2 separate regions of the Homo sapiens genome follow, and region 2 is linked to region 1. A link is a contact called in ENCODE POLR2A ChIA-PET data. All regions are on one chromosome and are shown on one strand. The core of a region is the stretch at or near the end of the contact, and the rest is flanking DNA. Distances in the headings are between cores, read along the strand shown. Region 1 has its middle 32 kb from the start of TTC1. Region 2 overlaps TTC1 (tetratricopeptide repeat domain 1).

Region 1 (6,750 bases), core at 3,996-6,495:
TATTCTGCCAGTCTTACCAATCAGGAAACGGAGGCTGAGAGAGGTTAAATCACCTGTCTGGGACCACATAGCTGGCAAGTAGCAGAACCAGGATTTCAGTGCAGTTCTTTCTGACCTCAAGCCCAAGTCCTAATGACCAGGCTGTACTACTACTCATCTGAGCTATGTTTTGGGCATCATAATCTGGGGTTGGAACACATCTGTCACATAGAAAGATCTAGTAAGAGAAAACATTTCTCATTTGGGGCCAGGCAGTGTGGAGTCTTGTTCGGGCTCTCCCTCACACTAGCTATGTGACCTAAGAAAGAAATCTTTTAGAGTGTCATTTTCCTCCTCTTTCGGGTGGAGATTATTGTACCTGTTCAGCCTGTCACATGAAAACCGTAATGGGGCAACTCTATGGACATGGAAACTCTTGGGTCAGTTCTGTGACCACCGATCCAGCCACCTTTCACAGATCTCACCTTGAAACTCCCTGCTTGAATCCTCATTTCTGGCCAGTTGTCAGGGCCCCCTAACCACCCTCCTAGCCTGGAGTCCCTCCTTCCACCTTTCTCTTTTGCTGCCCAGTGGACCCCATGAAACACGACTTTCCCTCTTCTATGGCAAATCTTAGGCTCTCCACACACGATGGTCCGCTTACATTGGTGGGGCTCCTTCTGCTGCCTTGATCTGCCTCTGGCTTCCTTTCCCAGCCCCATCTTCTCCTCTTCCTCATCATGCTTTGTCTCCTCTGCTCTCCTTCTTGCCCTCTCTACTTGGCCACATGTTTTTTTTTTCTTTTGACGGAGTCTTGCTCTGTTGCCCAGGCTGGAGTACAGTGGCACGATCTTGGCTCACTGCAACTTTCTTCTCCCAGGTTCAAGTGACTCTCCTGCCTCAGCCTCCAGAGTAGCTGAGTTTACAGGCAGGTGCCACCACGCCTAGCTGATTTTTGTATTTTTAGTAGAGATGGGGTTTCACCATGTTGGCCAGTCTGGTCTCGAACTCCTGACCTCCGGTGATCCGCCCTCCACGGCCTCCAAAGTGTTGGGATTACAGGTGTGAGCCACCATGCCCAGCCAGCCACATCTTTTAGACCCATCTCAGATGCCACTTCCTCCATGAAGTCTTTCTGATTCTGTGCAAATGGACATGAACCCTTGGATTCCCAAAGCCCTTTATTGGTATGCCTACAATGGTGCTTAATAACTTCCATCTACTGAACAAGTACCATGTGCCAGGTACTGTACTAAACATGCTACATCCCAAGTGTAACTGATCTTCATGACAACCTTTTAAGATAGGTATTATTCTCATTTTCCAGAATAAGAAAACTGACCCTCTCAGAGGATAGGAGACATGCCCAAGAAGACACAACTAATAAATGGGAAAATCAGGATTGTCACCCAGTTCTAGCTGATTCTATGGTTCTAATACTTAACTCGTGTGTTACACAAACGTCTTTCTACCTTGTATGTAAGGTTTTTCTAAATTAATTTTTTTTTGTAGAGATAGGGTCTTACTGTGTTGCCCAGGCTGGTCTCAAAGTACTGGCCTCAAGCAATCCTCTTGCCTCGGCCTCCCAAAGTGCTGAGATTACAGTTGTGAGCCACTACGTCTGGCCATTTTGAATGACTGTACAAGCTCCCCTTTCAGAATGAAATTTTCATGAGAGCAAAGACAGGGTTTGCTCAAGTCCTTGGCTCCAAGCTTTGTGTAGGTGTTTAAGAATAGCTTGTAGAATGAATGAATGAAAAAACAAATGAGTGCATGAAGTACTGTACGGGTGTCCGTGCTTGATTGGGTTTCAGGTGCTGTTTGGTGAGGACATAGCATGCTTCTGACAGTAGTGGCTGACACAATATTTGAGAGCATTCACTAGGTTTTAGCGTTTTCCTCTGCTCCCAAGCAGTTTTGTAAATCTCTTGTGAAGATGCTGTTTCTCTGAATAAGGCCATGAGCAAGGGCCAAAGCTGTTTGTCTTACTAATCCCAATGAAGTTGTCTCCAAAGATAGCTTATCTGAGGACTGTGCAACGAGGAGGGGAGAACAAAAGCTGGAGTGACAGATCCACAGAGCTTAGCTATTGTCTCTGGCTTAGTACAGATAATAGACAGAGCCCTAGAGAGGGCCAGGGACTTAGGGGCTGAGCCAGAATCAGACGGCAGGCCTTCAGACTCCATCCCCACTTAGGAGCACAAGGGAGAGCACTAACTATGGAAACACCAGGGTTGCCAGGCAATGAGTCCCAGATGACATTCATCAGATGCCACTTCTTACAGGAAGCCCTCCCTGACCAGAACTGCTCCATCAATTTAGAGGTAGGACCCCCTGCCATGTGCTTCCCATAGCACTCTATTCTGCTATTATAGCATTTTCACAGTCATGGCAGGGTAGTACACATTTATTCACTCAAGAATATTTAGTGAACACCTGCAATGTGTCAGGTACTACATGAAGTGCTGAGAATACACAACAGTGAGCAAAACAGACAAATATCCCCACTCTCATGGAATATACATTTCTAGTGTGTGTGTGGGGAAACAGACAATACACATATAAATAAATTTAAAAAATATATGTCAGGTGGTGATAAGTACTATGGAGAAAAATTAAGTGGGAAAGGGCAATAGGGAGTGCTGGACAGTGTTGGCAGTAGGGAAGTCACTTTTAACCTGGACAGTCAGAGAAATCGGATGATCACCGAGAAGGTGACATTTGAGCAAAGAGGAGAAGGAGGTGATGGAGGAAGCCACATGGAAAGAAGGGGCTCTAGGCAGAGGGGACAACAAGTGCAAAGTCCCTGAGCTGGGAGTTGTGAGGCTCCCCCTGCTCCTATCATTTGAAGAGTAGCAAACTGGGATGGTAGGAAAGAAGATCAGAGAGGGAATAAGGGCAGGTCATACCTGTGTGCCCCCTCCTCACCCCAACACCCACACTTCAGTGAATTAGCTTGGACACTTAACCTCTGACTCCAGCCAAGTCGGCTGGAAGTCAGCCACTCATTGCCCAAGGGAATGGCTGTCAACGGGAAGCTAAAGAAAAAAGTGTCAAATTCTTGGCTCTTAACTTTCAAAAGGCAGGTCCAGGTATATGCTGGGAAAACCGTGGAAGGATGCTAATTCTTCCAAATCCAACCAATCTTGGGGGGCAACCTCCTTGCAAGAGCCTGGAGCACTTCACCATCACCCCCATCCCTCCAATGGGAGATGGAGCCTGACACTGGGGTCTCACCAAGTGAGGACTCCAGTGGGCCACCCTCTACCTTTGATGTACTTGAAGGGATTGCTTGCTGACCTGCTGCCTCTCACCCAGGCTGAGTTCCCTGAGCCTGGGTCTTGGTCTCCTTCCGTGTTGTGTTCACATGTCTAACACGGGGCAAGATTCATCACTCTTGTATGTTCTCTCTGGCTTCTTCTATATATTGAGGAAGCCATATTTGTTGAAAAGTTTATAACCTGGGTTCCATGTGTCCTTTGGGAGATTTAGCGGGGTGGGAATAATAGGTGAAGTCTGAGCTTGCTATGTTCATTTTTCTTTAGCTTTTATTACATTCTTAAAGGAACTGCTGATTCAGGAAAAGTTGAGAACTGCTGGAATGGAGGATATACAAGGTCCCCCATAGTTAATAAAAATAGTGTCTACTCTGTGCCAAGCTCTTTCATATTTTGTCTCATTTATTATTCATCCCAACCTTGTGAAGTAGGTGCTAACTGCATCCCCAATTTACAGACAAAGTGGTTGGCCTCAAGAGGGTAAGTGCTTGACTTGGGTAGGAGAGCTGGGCCTTGAATCCAGGTGCATGCTCAGGGCCACTGTCCTGGTCCCCTCCTCCATCTCTTCTGACACAGGATGTGCTAATCCTAACACATGTATGCTTCCCTTACCCATTTTGGTTTTGTCACCTGGAATGTTCCATAACTTTTATTAAATGTTTAAATGTTATTTTTAGTTTGGACTGATGACCTTTTTAAGTAACGCGTCTTCATGCTGTAGGACAATTTTTTTTTTTTTTTTTGAGACAGTGAGATAACTCGTTCTGGGAGTTATCTTGGCTCACTGCAATCTCTGATTCCCAGGTTCAGGCGATTACCTGCCTTAGCCTCCCGAGTAGCTGGGATTACAGGTGCATGCCACCACGCCTGGCTAATTTTCATATATTTAGTAGAGACAGGGTTTCACATGTAGGCCAGGCTGTTCTCCAACTGCTGGCCTCAAATGATCCACCCACCTCAAATGATCCACCCAGCCTCCCGAAGTGCTGGGATTACAGGTGTGAGCCACCGCACCCAGCCAACAAAATTCTTTTACTCCGTGATAAATTTATGTCTTTCTTCTTCACGGTGGACCCTAAGTCCTAAAACCTGGAATCTGACCAAAAAAACCTGAATTGTTTTGTCTCTATAACCAGATTTTCCAAATTTCATACATCCAAGTAAATAATTGAAGAATGACTACCTCTGTTAATAGCTACTGTTCATGGGATGCTCACCAAGTGCCTGGCATGGTGTCAACTGTTTTAGCCTCATGATCTCATTTGATCCCCCAATGTCCCTATGAAGTAATTAGTATTATTATCTCTATTTTATAGTTAAGGAAATGGAGGTTTAGACCCATGATGTAACTTGCCCAATGTCACACAGCTACTAACTGGCAGAGGTGGAATTTGAGTCCAGGTCTGGAAAATTAACTAGTATTCCACTTGCCAAGCCACTGGCCTCTTGACTGGGGTTGGCAGATTTATTCCTGTGCATGCTTCAGTGGTGACAATGACCCAGCAGTCTGGGTGGCTGGAGAGGAAATAGTAGGGCTGCTTTGCTGCTAGTTGGGAGATCAGAACAGAGAGGACCTGTCTGCCTGAGGGGCTCTTGATGAACTCTGGGTCCTCCTAGAGCCTGGCTACAAGGAAGTGACTTGGAAAGGCCAGCAAAATGTAGACTCTGGCTAGGGCCAGATCTGGACCCTAGCACCCTCTAGGGGATGTAAGCCACTACTTGGCCAGTCTTCCTTCTGGAAAGAAACAGGAGGCTGCTACCGCCTCTCTATGCTGCCTGGGTGACCTCCAAACACCAGTAATGAATGAGATCATCAGAACTGAGCAGCTCAGGAAATGCCTTTGGTGCCTTGTGGCTTCAAATATCCAAGGTCCAAATTATAACTTGCATCTGCCCAGTGATTTGCATTTCGGTGTTTATACTACAATGATCTCGTTGAATCCTTTGTGTGTCCTGGTGGGCTGTGATGATCATGTCCATTTGCTAGACCAGAAGAGGCAAGATGAACTGCCCAAGGTCATGCAGAGCCAAGACTTGAACCAAGGCCCTACTGACTCCAAATTCCATTTGCTTACACTAGACCAGTGATTTTTAAACATCATTCTGTGGAACCCCAGGGTGATTGGGGCAGGCCAGAGCAAGTGTCTCAGGAAGAGGAGGAGGCTGAGGAGGCTCTGTCTTCTCTCCACTCCACTATGGGCTGATCTTATATCAGATTTCTGCGTAAGATTTGTTAGAAGATTTGTGATCCTAACACAATGTTTTCAGAACTTCCCCAAATGATCCCTTGTTCTCCGGGAATGGAGTTGGGGCTTTTCTTTTCCTAGGGCCCCCTTTTCTCTATTCAGGCAAGAAGAGGACTGCTCTCTGTTGGAGGATGTACTTAACTACAGGATGGTAGCAGAGGGGAATGTAAAAGGTACTGGACAAAGCACAGGGGAATGTAAAAGGTACTGGACAAAGAGGCAGAAGACCTGGGTTCTACAGCTTTGGTGTGACCCAGTCAAATTATTTACCTCAGTCTCCCCATGTGTAAAATTGAGGGAGTTGGCCTAGAAAATTACTAAAATCCAGTTCAGAGCATATAAACCATGGATAGTGAGATCTTACACAAGGGTACGGCATCTAAAATTGAATGAAAATGTAATTTTCCTTGGTATGTGCGTTTTTATGGAAACAGTTTATAGCCTTCATCAAAGTCTTAAGGGGGTTTGTTATACAGAATCTCTGGCTTCCTAGGATTTTTTTTTTTTTTTTTGATGGAGTCTTGCTCTTGTCACCCAGGCTGGAGTGCAATGGTGTGATTTCGGCCCACTGCAACCTCCGCCCCCTGGGTTCAAGCGATTCTCCTGCCTCAGCCTCCCGAATAGCTGGGATTACAGGTGCCCACCATCACACCCAGCTAATTTTTTGTATTTTTAGTAGAGACGAGGTTTCACCCTGTTGGCCAGGCTGGTCTTGAACTCCTGACCTCAGGTGATCCACCCGTCTCGGCCTCCCAAAGTGCTGGGATACAGGCGTGAGCCACTGCACCCAGCTGGTTTTCTTTTTCTTTTTCATTTTTTGACAGAACTGCTGGGCAATCTTGTTTCTCCTTTTGGGGATATCAAGTTGTAAGAATGTCATGAGGAAGGCATTTGCAATAAGGAAACTAGGGTAATACACAAAGATAAGCAGAACTAAAAGATGGAAGCTACAGGAAGGAGTAAGAGACTGTGAGTAACTTGACAATCTCGTTTGTGCCCCTGGATCCAGCCATACCTGACACCCCTATACTTTTCAACTACATCAATCACTGGCTCTTTCCCCTTTAAGTATTTTCTCTCTCAATCACCTACAGAATGAATGATCGATGTGCTAATATTATTGGAAGAGGTTCTTGCCATTTGCAAAATTATGAAGCTCAACTTAGAAAAGCAAAGTAGAAAGAAAAAAAGGGATGGGATGGGGGAAGAGCGTTCCTCCTAGGCTTTTCTGCATCTCTGAAGAAAAA
Region 2 (6,721 bases), core at 321-2,820, 65 kb before region 1:
AGGTCAGGAGTTCAAGACCAGCCTGGCTAACATGGTGAAACCCCATCTCTAGAAAAAATACAAAAAAATTAGCTGGGCATGGTGGCACACACCTGTAATCCCAGCTACCTAAGAGGCTGACGCAGGAGAATTGCTTGAAACCGGGAGGCAGAGGTTGCAGTGAGCTGAGACAGCGCCATTGTACTACAGCCTAGGCAACAGAGTAACTCTATCTCCAAAAAAAAAAAAAAAAGAAAGAAAGCATAATACATACATAATACTTGATAATAAATGGCTGTTATTGGTTTATGTATTTACTATACACTACTTTTTATTATGTTAAGAGTGTACTCCTTCTACTAAAAAAAAGTGTACTGTCAAACAGCCTCAGGCAGGTCCTATCGGAAGTATGGAAGTATTCCAGAACAGGGCATTTTTATCATAGGAGATGGAGATGACAGTTTCATGTATGTGTCGCTCTTGAGGACCTTCCAGTGGGACTAGATGTGGAGCTGGAAGACAGTGATACTGATGCTCCTGATCCTGTGTAGGCCTAGGCTACTGTGTGTATTTGCATCCTAGTTTTCAACAGAAAAGTTTAAAAAGTAAAAAAAAAAAAAATTATTTAATAGAAAAAAGTATATAGAATAAAGATATAGCTGGGCACAGTAGCTCACGCCTATAATTCCAGTGATTCGGGAGGCTAAAGCAGGAGGACCACTTGAGGCCAGGAGTTCAAGACTAATCTGTGAAACACAAGACCCCATTTCTAAAAAAATTAAAAAAAAAAAATTAAAAGAAAACCAAACAAAATTAGCTGGGAGTGGTAGTGCAGGTCTGTAGTCCCAGCTACCCAGCTGCTGGAGAGGCTGAGGTGGGAGGATCGCATGAGTCCAGGAGTTCAAGGCTGTAGTGAGCGATGACTGTGCCATTGCACTCCAGCCTGGGCAACAGAGCAAGACCCTGCCCCAGCTCAGAAGAGAAAAGGACATAAAGAAAATATTTTTGTAGTTGTACAACATGTTTATGTTTTAGGCTGTTATTATAAAAGAGTTTAAAAAAATTTAAAAGTTTATAAAGAAAACAAGGCACAGTAAACCAAGGTGAATTTATTAAAGAAAAATTAAAAAAATAAATTTAGTGAAGCCTAAATGTAAGATATTTATGAAGTCTACAGTAGTGTAATGTCCTAGGCCTTCACATTCACTCACCACTCACTCACTGACTCACCCAGAGCAATTTCCAGTCCTGCAAGATCCATTCATGGCATACACGGTATATGTATGTGTGTGTGTGTGTGTATACATATGTGTGTGTGTTTATGTATCTATATATATAGATGCACCATTTAAAAAATACTGCATTTTTACTGCACCTTTTCTTTTTAGATACACAAATACTTACCATTGTGTTCCAACTGCCTATAGTAATTCAGTGCAGAAACATGCTGTACAGGTTTGTAGCCCAGGAGCAATAGGTTATACCATATAGCTTAGGTGTGTAGTAGGCCATACCATCCAGATTTGTGTAAGTATACTCTATGATGTTTGCACAATGATGAAATCACCTAATAACACATTTCTCAGAATGTATACCCGTTGTTAAGTGACTCATGACTGTACTTTAAAATGGCCAACTTTATGTTATCTGTATTTTACCACAATAAACAAAACAAAAAAGGTTTCAGGGTCATCTGGGACCTTTTTTTATTTCTCTTTCAATGTTCAGCATACCAATTCAAATATCAAAAACTCTAAGAAGTCCTGTAAGTAATCTGTATAACTTTATATAAGTCAATATTTTTTCAACTTATCACATTTCTATAAGTCAAAGACACACAATTTCACAGTTTCTGAAATAGAAATAAATCTTTACAATTTATGTGTACAACTGTTGTGATGGTATTCTTTGTGTGCCTAGAAGTGATTATTAAGCTGTAGTGCATCTTATCCACTGTCTCCTCAAATCAAGGAATTATGGAATTTTATTGCAGAAACTTTTGTTTGAGGCTCATAGTCTACTAATACCTCAGAGGACCCAGGTGTTGTCTGCTGCTTACAATGGTAGTCCCCAAAGTGGAGTGTGTGGGAAAAAAAAAAAAATCACAACTTTACCATTCTTTCATAATTTTTATATATAGGTAGCTATCTATCTATATAAAACAGTATACATAATATATAGTGACAAAACAAATGTACACAGCATATAAGGACAAACAAATCTAACTATACATATAAAACAATGTATATAATATATAAGGACAGTAGTTAAAAAAAAAAAAAAAAAGAGAACCTACTCTTTTAGGGCTCTGCTCTTGTATAGCTAGCGAGACCTAGAGCTGAAACTCTGCCCTAGCTCCAGGTTACCTTTTCTCTCTCCAGATATGAAATGTGAAGCGTGGCCAGGGGCACTGAGTCAGGGATGCTGAGCTTGCAAACCTGCCTTTCAGAAATTCTTCATCTTTACCTCTTAAAGCAGTTAAACCATCATTTCCTTGAAAAACTTAGAATATAATATGCTCCTTAAATTGTGTCAGGGTACTAATCCTAGAAGTTATCAAGTCTCTCATTTTAGAGTCTTCATAAAGTATTAAAAATGCAACTTAAGGCCGGGGACGGCGGCTCACGCCTGTAATCCCAGCACTTTGGGAAGCTGAGGTGGGCGGATCACGAGGTCAGGAGTTTGAGACCAGCTTGACCAACATGGTGAAACTCTGTCTCTACTAAAAATACAAAAATTAGCCTGGCGTGGTGGCGCGCACTTGTAATCCCAGCTACTCAGGAGGCTGAGGCAGGAGAATCGCTTGAACACGGGAGGCGGAGGTTGCAGTGAGCCGAGATCACACCACTGCACTCCAGCCTAGGTGACAGAGTGAGACTCCGTCTCAAAAAAAAAAAAAAAAAAAAAGAAACGCAACTTAAAAGAACAGAAAACTTCACCAACAAAACTATTCTTTGAACAGGCAACAATCATAGAGCAACGCTCTTTTGAGTTCTCCTCAGATGTGACAGACAAAATACTAACAAGACCATACATTTTCCTAACTCAAGAACCAGACTATTTATGTGAGCCCAAACCTAGAAATATCAATAACTTGGGCAACTGTAGAAACAAAGAATCCCAAATCCCAGGAGCCAACTGGGTATGGTGCATTTCCTCTGATACTGAAGGCACATCCTTGATCCTATTTCACAATGACAATGTCCAGTCTAAAAATGTGGCAAAAGGGAGAAGCAAATCTAAAAGATCAGAATTTTCCAGGTAAGTGTAAAAACTGTTAGATGTTAATTCTGATTGCTGGTGGGACACATTAATGAATATTGTTTTAAATAAAGTTAAACCAATTGTTTTGTTTTCTCTAATACAAAATGTTGGTTTGTATACTATAAAATTATTTCTTCTCTCATGCCACATGAAATACTCCAAAAATACTCTGCTTTGAAGATTGAATCTTACACAAGTTCTGGTAAAAAAAAAAAACCGTAACCTTTCTGCATGTCCAAGCATTCAAGCACCCACCCCCGCAACCCTGCCCTGGGGCCTTTAAAAAAAACAACAACAACAAAAAAAACCTTGTCACCTAAAGTGACTGTGGTAGAGGCATTTGAGAATTTCAGACAGTATCAAAGAGATATCTGATCTAAACAAACAAATGAAAACACTGCCACTTCCAATCTTGAGCCAGCATCATGGTTGCTTAAAGGTATGTTAAATAACCTATCCTTTGTACTTTGGATGTAAGTAGCCATAGTTTAAAAAGTGGTATGGTTTAAAAAAAAAAAAAACCACTCTCATTTCAATCCAAGGATTATGAAGACTAAATCGGAAAATCAGACAAATCAGAAACAAATCTAACTTTTTTTTTGAGACAGAGTTTTGCTCTTGTCGCCCAGGCCAGAGTGCAGTGCACTGCAACCTCTGCCTCCAGGCTTCAGCGACTCTCCTGCCTCAGCTTCTTGAGTAGATGGGATTACAGGTGCCCACCACCATGCCTGGCTAATTTTTGTATTTTTAGTAGAGATGGGGTTTGACCATGTTGGCCAGGCTGGTCTCGAACTCCTGATCTCAGGTGATGTGCCCGCCTCGGCCACCCATAGTGCTGGGTTTACGGGTGTGAGCCACTGCATCTGGCCCAAATCTAACTTTTAATAAGGTCATGGTATAAAACAAATATATTTGTACTCTCACCTATTCCATACTCACCTTGTTATACTAGGTTCTCAGTCCTTTGGAAATACAAAATGTTTTCAAAGTTCCTTGACACCTATTTTGCATTTAAGGGTACCTTTTATCCCAGCTGTTGGAGATTTCTCCAAGTGTCCATACTTTGAACAGAAAAGTCAGAATCCTGGGAATAACCATCTTTAAAGATGCTTTAAAGCCCAGAGTTTTTACCAGTGTTTCCCTGTGCCTTTGCATGTTTATCTAGAATTCCAGAGGCCTAAAATAAGGATCTAGAGCTATTCTAGGACATGCACTGCTTGGCTCATTGCTTCATTAACCTGACCTAGTTTAGCAAAAAATTTGCCAGCCCTCCTTCCATGAAAGTATTCACTCAGCTACTTTAATGGGGAATGTTAACAGTAATCTGACTCAAGTTTTTCAAAAGATTTTCTATTCTCCCTGTGGCCTTTACATCAGGGAAATATATGGGCAGGAAAAGGGAGGCAGCAACCTCTATGCTAGTTTCTGGAGAGAAACTATGGTATGAAAAGACTGCAAGTCCATGTGCTTTTTAAAAAGAAAAGGTCACAGATACATACCTGTTTCATCCTTGCTGCAGCTCTATTTGAAAATAGAATCGACCTCTCCTTTTGGAAGCAGGATGGGCACATTTCGAGGGCTCGACTATAAGAACTTTCAGCTTCTATATAATCTGAGGATAAGAGAAAGGATGAATGGTCATTTTGATTTTATTCCTGATACTACTATATTCCACAGGATCTCAGAAGCACTGTTTTCCATTCATAGGATGAAGGTTTTGAGTTAAAAGATGGTAACAGTCTATTAAGTCTGGCGCAGTAAAAATCATTTCTTCTTTTCTTCTCTCTTTAAAGGAACAGTGCTTGCTTGTGCCAATCTCACAGGCTGTGCTTGGTGAACTGACAGCTGAACATGCTGTCAGTGACAAGCCCTCAATACTCAGGAGTCCTGGCATTCCCTCAATGTTCAGTTTTCATTTGGCTGGGCAATTCAGAAAGGAGTTTTCAAAGGAGGTTACAGAACTGGACAGAGGAAAGAGACTAAACTCTGGGATCCATGGCCTGAGATAAAGAAAAAAATTATACATATTTGTTTTCATTAAATCTGTTGTGCTTTCATACAGTCAACCTGGCTAAAACAGCATCCGTGAAATGTTTGAAGAGAGACATTTGATAGAGCTAAAAGGAACAATGTAAAAATCAATATTTAAATCAAGACCTTAAAAGAGAAAATGGTGAAAAAGAGAATTATGGTCAGGATACTAATAGAAAATTGCCTATGTACTCCTTTCTCAGGTTTGAAATATTTAATATTAACATACAAAAAATATGCTTCCAAAATTAGAAGTGTTTATTCTATTAGAAAACAGTATTAATGATTACTAAACCAAGATATAGGAAAAAAAAAAAAACCCTAAAATCTGAAATCAGGTAATAGGGTAACTTTTGGAAAACAATAAGAAAAAAATTAAAAACCTGAAAATAACTAGCGGAAAATGTTAACACTCCTAGATTTCTGAAGCATATACACTTTAAGATGTGACAGAAGACTTTTGCTCTAAGATCAAATAGTTACCCCAAATTATCAGAATGAACCCCACCAACTTATTTCTAAGCAAATGTAGAAAATGCAGAAGGACATGAAGAATCTCCCTACTTAAGGCATCCAAAGAAAATGGCACATGAAAGAGCAACCTTTCTGAAGCAGTTTGGAGAATTTAAAAAAAGAAAGAAAGAAAGAAAGAGCAACCAAAGGACAGGCAGCCCTAGGCCATACCAGAGCAGTCAGGCTGCTTTCACAGCCCCACAGCAAGTGAGGAGCGGCGACTCTGCTTTCACAGCAATGCAGCACATAACCTTTAATATTCCAGGTTAGTGTTTTCCAAAGCAAGAGCTCAAGAGTTTTACCCCTGATTCTAGACTAACAGATAGTGGATTACAGAAAGACTATGCATGTGCCAAGAGACAAATGGTAACTGGTCACCATCAGATGAATAATTTGGCCTGGTTAAAAACTCAAAATGCCAAGGTACTGGGAAGCAACACTGTATTGTGAAGTCTGGTTTTGGGGTTTCTTCAGATGTTCTTTGGGGTTTCTTCACAGACTCTACAACAGGATGAGGAGTCAAGATGACCAGATTATCAGTGCTGAAAGTCGTCTTACCTCCTTTCTTAAACTGTTCATTTCCCTCCTCCTTTAGTCTAGTGCTCTCTTCTCTTCTTTTCTGAAAGACATCAGAGAATTACATAATTTCTCACAATATTATTATAAGTGAACAAAAAGGTGAGCTTTCCTTATGCACAAGTCTATTTAATAGGCAACAGTCTGACTTTTGAGAACTGCATCAGTTTCACCAAAACCTTGTACAGTGATAGAGGAAAAAAAACACATGACCATCAGGCTAATTATCAATTGCATTCTTGATGTTTAAAACAAAAAATGTAGGTCTTCTTGGCATGTCCTTTGCTTTCTATGTTTCTATCTTTTGCAATGGAATGATAATTACAGTATCACTTAATTTCTACTTACTCAGAAATGA

Evidence for each region. ChIA-PET counts read pairs that join two places held with the same protein, here RNA polymerase II (POLR2A).
Region 2: POLR2A ChIA-PET joins it to region 1 with 14 read pairs in H1. The contact joins two enhancer-like sites. POLR2A ChIA-PET finds 5 or more read pairs at or near these places in 2 of 52 experiments (H1 and activated CD4-positive, alpha-beta T cell).

The regions. Positions count from the first base shown.
Region 1 is chr5:159,973,900-159,980,649 of GRCh38, reverse strand. It overlaps a transcript of ADRA1B not described here. Among named protein-coding and RNA genes, the nearest start is that of TTC1, 32 kb to the left of the region's middle. Within about 2 kb of position 5,245, at least 5 of the 41 ENCODE cell types and tissues checked have a DNase peak (open chromatin) inside an H3K27ac peak, as active enhancers do.
Region 2 is chr5:160,034,825-160,041,545 of GRCh38, reverse strand. It overlaps TTC1 (tetratricopeptide repeat domain 1), which reads right to left. Exons shown (of 8, transcript NM_003314.3): 3 at 6,346-6,406; 4 at 4,743-4,855. Among named protein-coding and RNA genes, the nearest start is that of TTC1, 29 kb to the right of the region's middle. Within about 2 kb of position 1,570, at least 2 of the 41 ENCODE cell types and tissues checked have a DNase peak (open chromatin) inside an H3K27ac peak, as active enhancers do.